2 separate regions of the Homo sapiens genome follow, and region 2 is linked to region 1. A link is a contact called in ENCODE Hi-C data. All regions are on one chromosome and are shown on one strand. Each heading gives the region's core, a stretch centred on a gene start or an enhancer-like site at or near the end of the contact. The rest is flanking DNA. Distances are from core to core; before and after follow the strand shown.

The links. Hi-C counts contacts between places; a loop is a spot of excess contacts on that map. Pooled maps may share reads with other maps.
Region 2: a loop to region 1 is called in a map of endothelial cell of umbilical vein, with 5 times the contacts of the local background. The contact joins the enhancer-like site here to the promoter of ERG in region 1. A Hi-C loop is called at or near these places in 2 of 168 maps with a recorded cell type or tissue (Right ventricle myocardium inferior and endothelial cell of umbilical vein) and 4 of 50 pooled maps.

What each region holds. Positions count from the first base shown.
Region 1 is chr21:38,496,961-38,500,119 of GRCh38, forward strand. ERG (ETS transcription factor ERG) reads right to left here and starts at 1,517. Exons shown (of 10, transcript NM_182918.4): 1 at 1,403-1,517. The coding sequence starts at 1,420.
Region 2 is chr21:38,170,528-38,173,686 of GRCh38, forward strand. LOC124905020 (a long non-coding RNA gene) reads left to right here. Exons shown (of 3, transcript XR_007067862.1): 3 at 271-1,173. Among named protein-coding and RNA genes, the nearest start is that of DSCR10, 34 kb to the right of the region's middle. RefSeq lists an enhancer at 1,248-1,542. Within about 2 kb of position 1,465, at least 3 of the 41 ENCODE cell types and tissues checked have a DNase peak (open chromatin) inside an H3K27ac peak, as active enhancers do; they include endothelial cell of umbilical vein, where a contact is called at or near this core.

The DNA of each region.
Region 1 (3,159 bases), core at 267-2,766:
ATTTTGGGTCACAAAATCAAGTAATTTCTATTCATGTAGCTATAAGTAGGGCACATTAACTCTCAATTTTATAATTCCTGTCTATAGGAGCCATATTTCAGCAGATTCCAATCCTTGAAGCCAAAGAAAGAAAAGTATAAGGTGAAAGTTCTTGGTACACAGATTTTTAATATATTATTGAACACACCTTGAGAAATAAAAGCTGAACTTCTCAAACACAGTTTCTATGGTACATATGAGTCAAATCTTCTAATACAAACATTTCAAATTATGAAAATACCAAACCAAAGAGTATTTTTGAAAATGGCTTGGCCCAATTCTGGGCAAACTTCCATTTTCTTATGCACTTTCCAACAAACTAAAAGCCTTATGAAAACACCACCAAATGCTTCTCACCTCCGTGCAGCAAAACTAAAGACATGCAACAAACACAATTTTCTTTTCCCTCCACTCAGCATCTGCTTTTGTTGCTGATTTTTCACATTTCTACAAATGTCACGAAGGCATGGTGGCCTTTAAAACAACTGAACGGACCCCCATTCAAGACTGCATGCCCCTTGACTTGTAGTCACCATTAAATTGGCTTCATTTCCAGGAATCAGGCCATATTTAGGATTGTACCTGTGCAGATTTACCTCCACATTAATCTCTACATGCTATCTACTAAAAACTTAGGCAAGGAAATGCATCAGACCAAACACCCCACAGCACAGAGAACCGACCGGCCATTGCTTTCCAATCTCCGCAAACCTAACCATTGCTGGAAGAAATCTTACTCACAGTGCACAGACAGTAGGTATTTTATTGAAGATAAACATATAGTGGAACAAACCAAATTACCCCCATTTGAGTTACGTGAGCACTCAGTTCTCAGCGTGGATGTCCCACAAATCAAGTCAACATTTGCGTCCCATTACCAGCAGCCACTTGCCGAGTATCTCTTCGCTTCCACTGGGACTGCCTGGCATCCCTGATGCTAAGGAGCCACTGAAGAGCCTCCAAATGTCTGACATTCACAAACGCATCTTTTGCTTTGACCCGACCCTTCAACCTCTCCGAGTCTGCTGCCTTTTCTCAGACACACATCCAGGCACCGTTAGGGATAGTTAGAGAATCTGAAAATTCAGAAGCGCTCCGAAAAGCCTTTCCAAAAGTAATCCACAGCACTCAACAGTGAATTTAGAAACCCCAATTTTTTTCTGAGTTTGAAGTTTTTAAGCCTTGCGGATGGTTGGAGTAGGAAAAAGGAAATTTACTAGGCAGTGCAAAGGAAATCTTGTTGTCCTCTATTGTGGCAGTGGGGGTGTTGCCCAACCCTAACTTATCTGCCTTGATAAAGGAAACCAAAGAAAAGAGTAACAAGAACAAGATTTTGTCAAATTAAAAGGAACCCTTTCCTTACCTTAATAGTGCTGGCCATAATGCGATCAAGTTTATTGATCGTTAATAAATGTTAATAATAATTATTGCTTCTCTCTGACCAGAAAGTAGTTTTGATGAGGTTGTTTAGAGCGGATGAGATTGTGCTAAGTCTGGGAAATGAAGTCAGCCAATGGCAGGAAGAGGTTTCTATTGGTCCTGGCTGTCCAGCCCAAAGAAACAGGATATTTGGGAGTGGAGAGATAAGAGACCCTGAAAACAATGTTGTTTTTCTTGATGATATGCAGCCAGGAGATTTTTTTTTTTTAATTAAAAAAAGAAAAGGCATCAATTGGGATGGGGACTGCCACAGCAGGTGTGACCGGTGTGCCGCCGTGTGACACACTGCACTGAGACCAAGGCAGGATGCAGATGTGATGGGACTCCGCATGGCTTCACACGGGCTGCAAGCACCTTGGAGCCAAGGCGTTGAGGGCACCCCACTGCCCTGGGTGTCAGCCCTTCGCAGCCCAATTCTTCGCAGAATTACTAGGACAGAGGACTTGAGCTCCTTTCTCCTAAAAGGAAACTTTGCAGGTGGAGTTTATTTCATGTTAATAGATGGCCATGTTCAGTAACAGCCATTGCCTGGCTGATTTTTAACAACCTATATTTATTCAACATTTCATATAAGTGTTCCAGAACAGTTTCATTTTCTCCTTCCAAATACCTGCACTTTTTATTTGCTCTACAACAAAGTTGTTGAAAACGCAAGGACTCTAGGCTTACAGTAAACACAAAAAATAAAGAGGAAAAATAAACCTTCCTAAGTCTTGTTTTCAAGTATTTATTAAAACCCAAATAACTGAAGTGACTACAAATGTCCCGGAATATCAGTGAGCTGGTCTCACTCTGACAGACATCCATGTTGCAGACAACAGATCCTCATAGAACTTTTGGCTACCCAGAGATGCCATGTGAGGGCCCCATTACATGTCTAAAATCCAAGCTATAAGTTCAGGGTCACAGGTCTGTTTTCTCCTCGAAGGAAGTACAGCGAATGCAGGCCTGAACATTCCTTAGAGGGTTTCAGGACTTTAATTACTCATTTTCAGGAAATTGCTTGGAAGAAACATTTTGCTTTGAATCTAGCTACAGGAACGCAGGACCCATAAAGAGGTGTGGTCTCAATAGGCGACCCCAAGAACACAATAGACTAAATCCTGAGTCATCTGACAATTCCTGGTTGCAGAGCTGGACGTTCAGTAAATGGATTTCACTCAGACTTTAGGCCGGCATGTGTCAGAGTTCTGTCCACCAGCCCAGGTCATTCTGGCTTTTATTATATACCTCTGATTTATCACCTCATGTTAGGACAAAAGAAGGAGGAGAAGGAGAAAGATAAGGGGGGAAAGGGAGAGGAAGGAGAGGAGGAGGAGGAGGGAGGGAAGAGGGCGAGAAAAAATGGAGAAGGAGAAAGGAAGGACAGAAGAGAGAGAGAAAGGAAGGAGGATGGGAGGAAGGAGGGAGGAAGGAAGGAGAAAGGGAGGGAGGGAGGGAAAGAAAGAAGGAAAAGAAAAGAAAGAGAGTATATTGTAAGAAAATCATTCTGTGGAAATCAGAACCTAAGTTCTCAGCACCTACATTATGAGGGGGTGTTGATTTCCGCTCTTTTCATCTCTGAACAATGAATAAGATGGCAGGCTGATTAAAATTCTGTTTCCCCGAAAATTTCAAAGTCCTGAGCTGTTTTATCTGGGCAGCTTCCACTAGAATTCTGGAGTGCGGAGGAGAAAAGCT
Region 2 (3,159 bases), core at 215-2,714, 330 kb before region 1:
CAAGCATGATGTAGTGGGGGTAGGTTATCTTTCTTCTCACTGCCTTAGTGTCCTCAGGATTGCCTTGGGGCCACTTTTCTTGTCATCAGGAAGTGAGCAGGACCACAGCTGATGACCCTCAGCCTGTCATTTTGGTGCAATCCAGGGTTTAACTGGCCGGGGAGTAAAGGGGACTGTTGCACCATTCCAGGCTGGCTGAGCCTTGTATCTCACCTCCCCACATCTCTGTATCCCTGGGGCTAAATGGGGCTGTTTCCATGCTCCTTCTAGAAGCTTCTCCAGCACCAGCCTTCCCCCAAACCAGAACAAGAGCATTGATCTACACCCAAGAGGAGCAGGAATCAGCAGAAACACAATGGAACAAACTGATATGCCATCTAGTGGAAACACAGAAAGCCTCAAATGAAAATCTCAGCCAAAATGAGGCCACTCAACCAGTGTCCAGTGAATCAAGTTTCTGACAAAAGTCAGCTAAATCAAACACCTCTGTGTTTCACCCTTTTTGATGGCAACGCCTTAAATGTGACTGCTGCTCAGAAAGCCAAGTAAAGAAAATATAATGGGGCTGCTATTGGCTCATTCCGAATCAGGCATTTTCTCTCAGGTCAGCATTTGGGATCAGAATTTTGATTACATAATATTGTCGAAGGCAACAGAAAAGGACCATTGACTCACAGGGTGTTACAGCTGATAAAGGACTTCAGAATTAATCAACAAACATTGAGGCAACATTAACTAAAGGTCAAGAACTATTCTAACCACCTTATAAATATTTATTCACTTAATTCTCACAGCAGCCCTATATATAAGCACTAGCATTATCTCCACTTGACAGATAAGGAAACTGAGGCATGAAAAAGTTAAGAAAGGTGCTCAGGGACACACAGCTGATAAGGCTTCGCACCCGTTTGGTTAGGCTCGGAAGCCACTGCACCATGCCCAAGGTCACAGAGCAAGGAGTCCAAGCAGTATTTCCCTTACTCAGAGATATGAATAGCCAGAAACACTTAGGATGTTTGGTTTTACAACCCACAACCTCCTCCCCCACCTTCGCCAAAAGATAAACTATTTTCTTTTTTTCTGGAACTTACCTAACATAACATAATCTACATAAATCTACAAAATAATGTTGTTCATGAGAAAGGCATATTCGATTCAAGCTTATCCACCTTAAACTGCTTCTGCATAACCAACCTAGACGTATACAGAGTCCCTTCTGTTAGTTCCTTTGATGGATTTTTGCTTTTTTTCTCCTGAAAGTAAAAAGCAGGAACATATACTGTGATTTATTAGGTTTTGCATCTGTGACAAGGAATGCAGTCCTAGAGAGGGCGGTAATTAGCTAATGCTTCTGGAATGCTGCTTCCTTCCCACCAGCCCCTGGAGGTCAGCAGGCCAGGGGCGAAGGCAGCTTTGTCCTGCCCCTATGGGAGGTTGTGTTTCTCGACCCAGTGTCTTGAGTTTGCTTCGGGGCCGGCATCTATGGAGAGCAGGGAGCATTTGCACTCCTTGGGGAAGAGGCATGAGGAGGGGCAGCGGTGTCCTAAGCTCCTAGTGACTCAGTCTATTCTTGACCTGCCATCACAGGGATGAGTTTGGCCTGAATGAAAGTCACACACCCTGAGCAGGCTCTGAGGTTTGGTTTAGTCCACAGTTTTTCAACCTCAGGACTATTGACGTTTTGTCGTGGGGCTACTGGATGCACTGTGAAATGTTAACAGCATCCCTGACCCTCCACCACTAGATGCCAGTAATGGCTGTAACCGTAATAGGTTCGCTGCCTGATGGGCAGCCAGCAAGTCAGTACACCGAGACAGCCAGTTGCAGCAGAGAAAGAGGGTTCATTGCAGAGCCGCTGAATAAGACGGGAGGAAACCTCAAATTTGTCTCCCCGAGGAGTTTTAGGGTTAGGGTTTTTAAGGGTTTTAGAGTTGACCAAAGTGTGGAGATCAGTGGTTGATCGAAGAGTGCAGGGTGAAGGCATTGGACAAGAAGATGAAGACGCTGTATTCTCATACTGATTCAGTTCCTCTGTGAGGTGAGGGTCTTCTAACTGGTTGGTGTGAGCTGTTCCACTGGAATTCAGGATCTGAAAAGCATCTTAAGCAATTTTTTTTTTTTTTTTTTGAGACAGAGTCTCACTCTGTCATCCAGGCTAGAGTGCAGTGGTGCGATCTCGGCTCCCTGCAAGTTCCACCTCCCGGGTTGACGCCATTCTCCTGCTTCAGCCTCCCGAGTAGCTGGGACTACAGGCGCCCACCACCACGCCCAGCTAATTTTTTGTATTTTTACTAGAGACGGGGTTTCACTGTGTTAGCCAGGATGGTCTCGATCTCCTGACTTCATGATCAGCCCGCCTCGGCCTCCCAAAGTGCTGGGATTACAGGCGTGAGCCACTGCGCCTGGCCACATCTTAAGCAATTTTTAAGCAAAAGCCTTGTGATTCTAACCTCAGAGATGCTATCTATAAGAACAACAGGGATACAGATGGTCAGTGTCTAGGCCTACCTGACTTTCTGTTACAAGGAAGTGGGCCGAAGTGCAGCCTGATTAATGCTTAATTATAACTATATTTCTGTACAGAATTCTTGTTAAGAATTATTGGGTCCAGGATTGACCTAATTTTCCCAAATTATTTAAGATTAATTATAACATGGCCTCTCAGATTGGTTCAAGGGTAGAGTGAGGGGGACCATGCCATTTGGGAAGAGCCATTCAGACATGTCTAATAAGTAAGCATTGCTTTTCTCTACCTTACTCAATATTCTTTACAGATTTCAGAAACAGCCTAAAACAACATTCCACACATTGAATGCATATACTAGTTCACAGTGAGGCCCTAGAGTACTGGAAGCAAAGCTGGGAAAAATTAAAATTCTAAATCTTCTACACAGTAAATGCAAACATGAACTGGACATTCCTCATTTCTTCCATATTTCCTTTTCTACCATCTTTAGCCTATTCTCAGCCTCAGATGGACTGACGCATTAAAGCTCCAGAGTGTGGGTAATTTATGGAACTTGAAAAATGCATGTCTGGGAGCCATGGAGAGAGGGGGAAAGGGCAGTCCCAATCAGACCCTCAGTCTCCTCTTTGTCTTTCATGTACTCTCTAATGTCTACTCCATTGAGTGTACTCTTGGTACCCAACTCCTTTAAT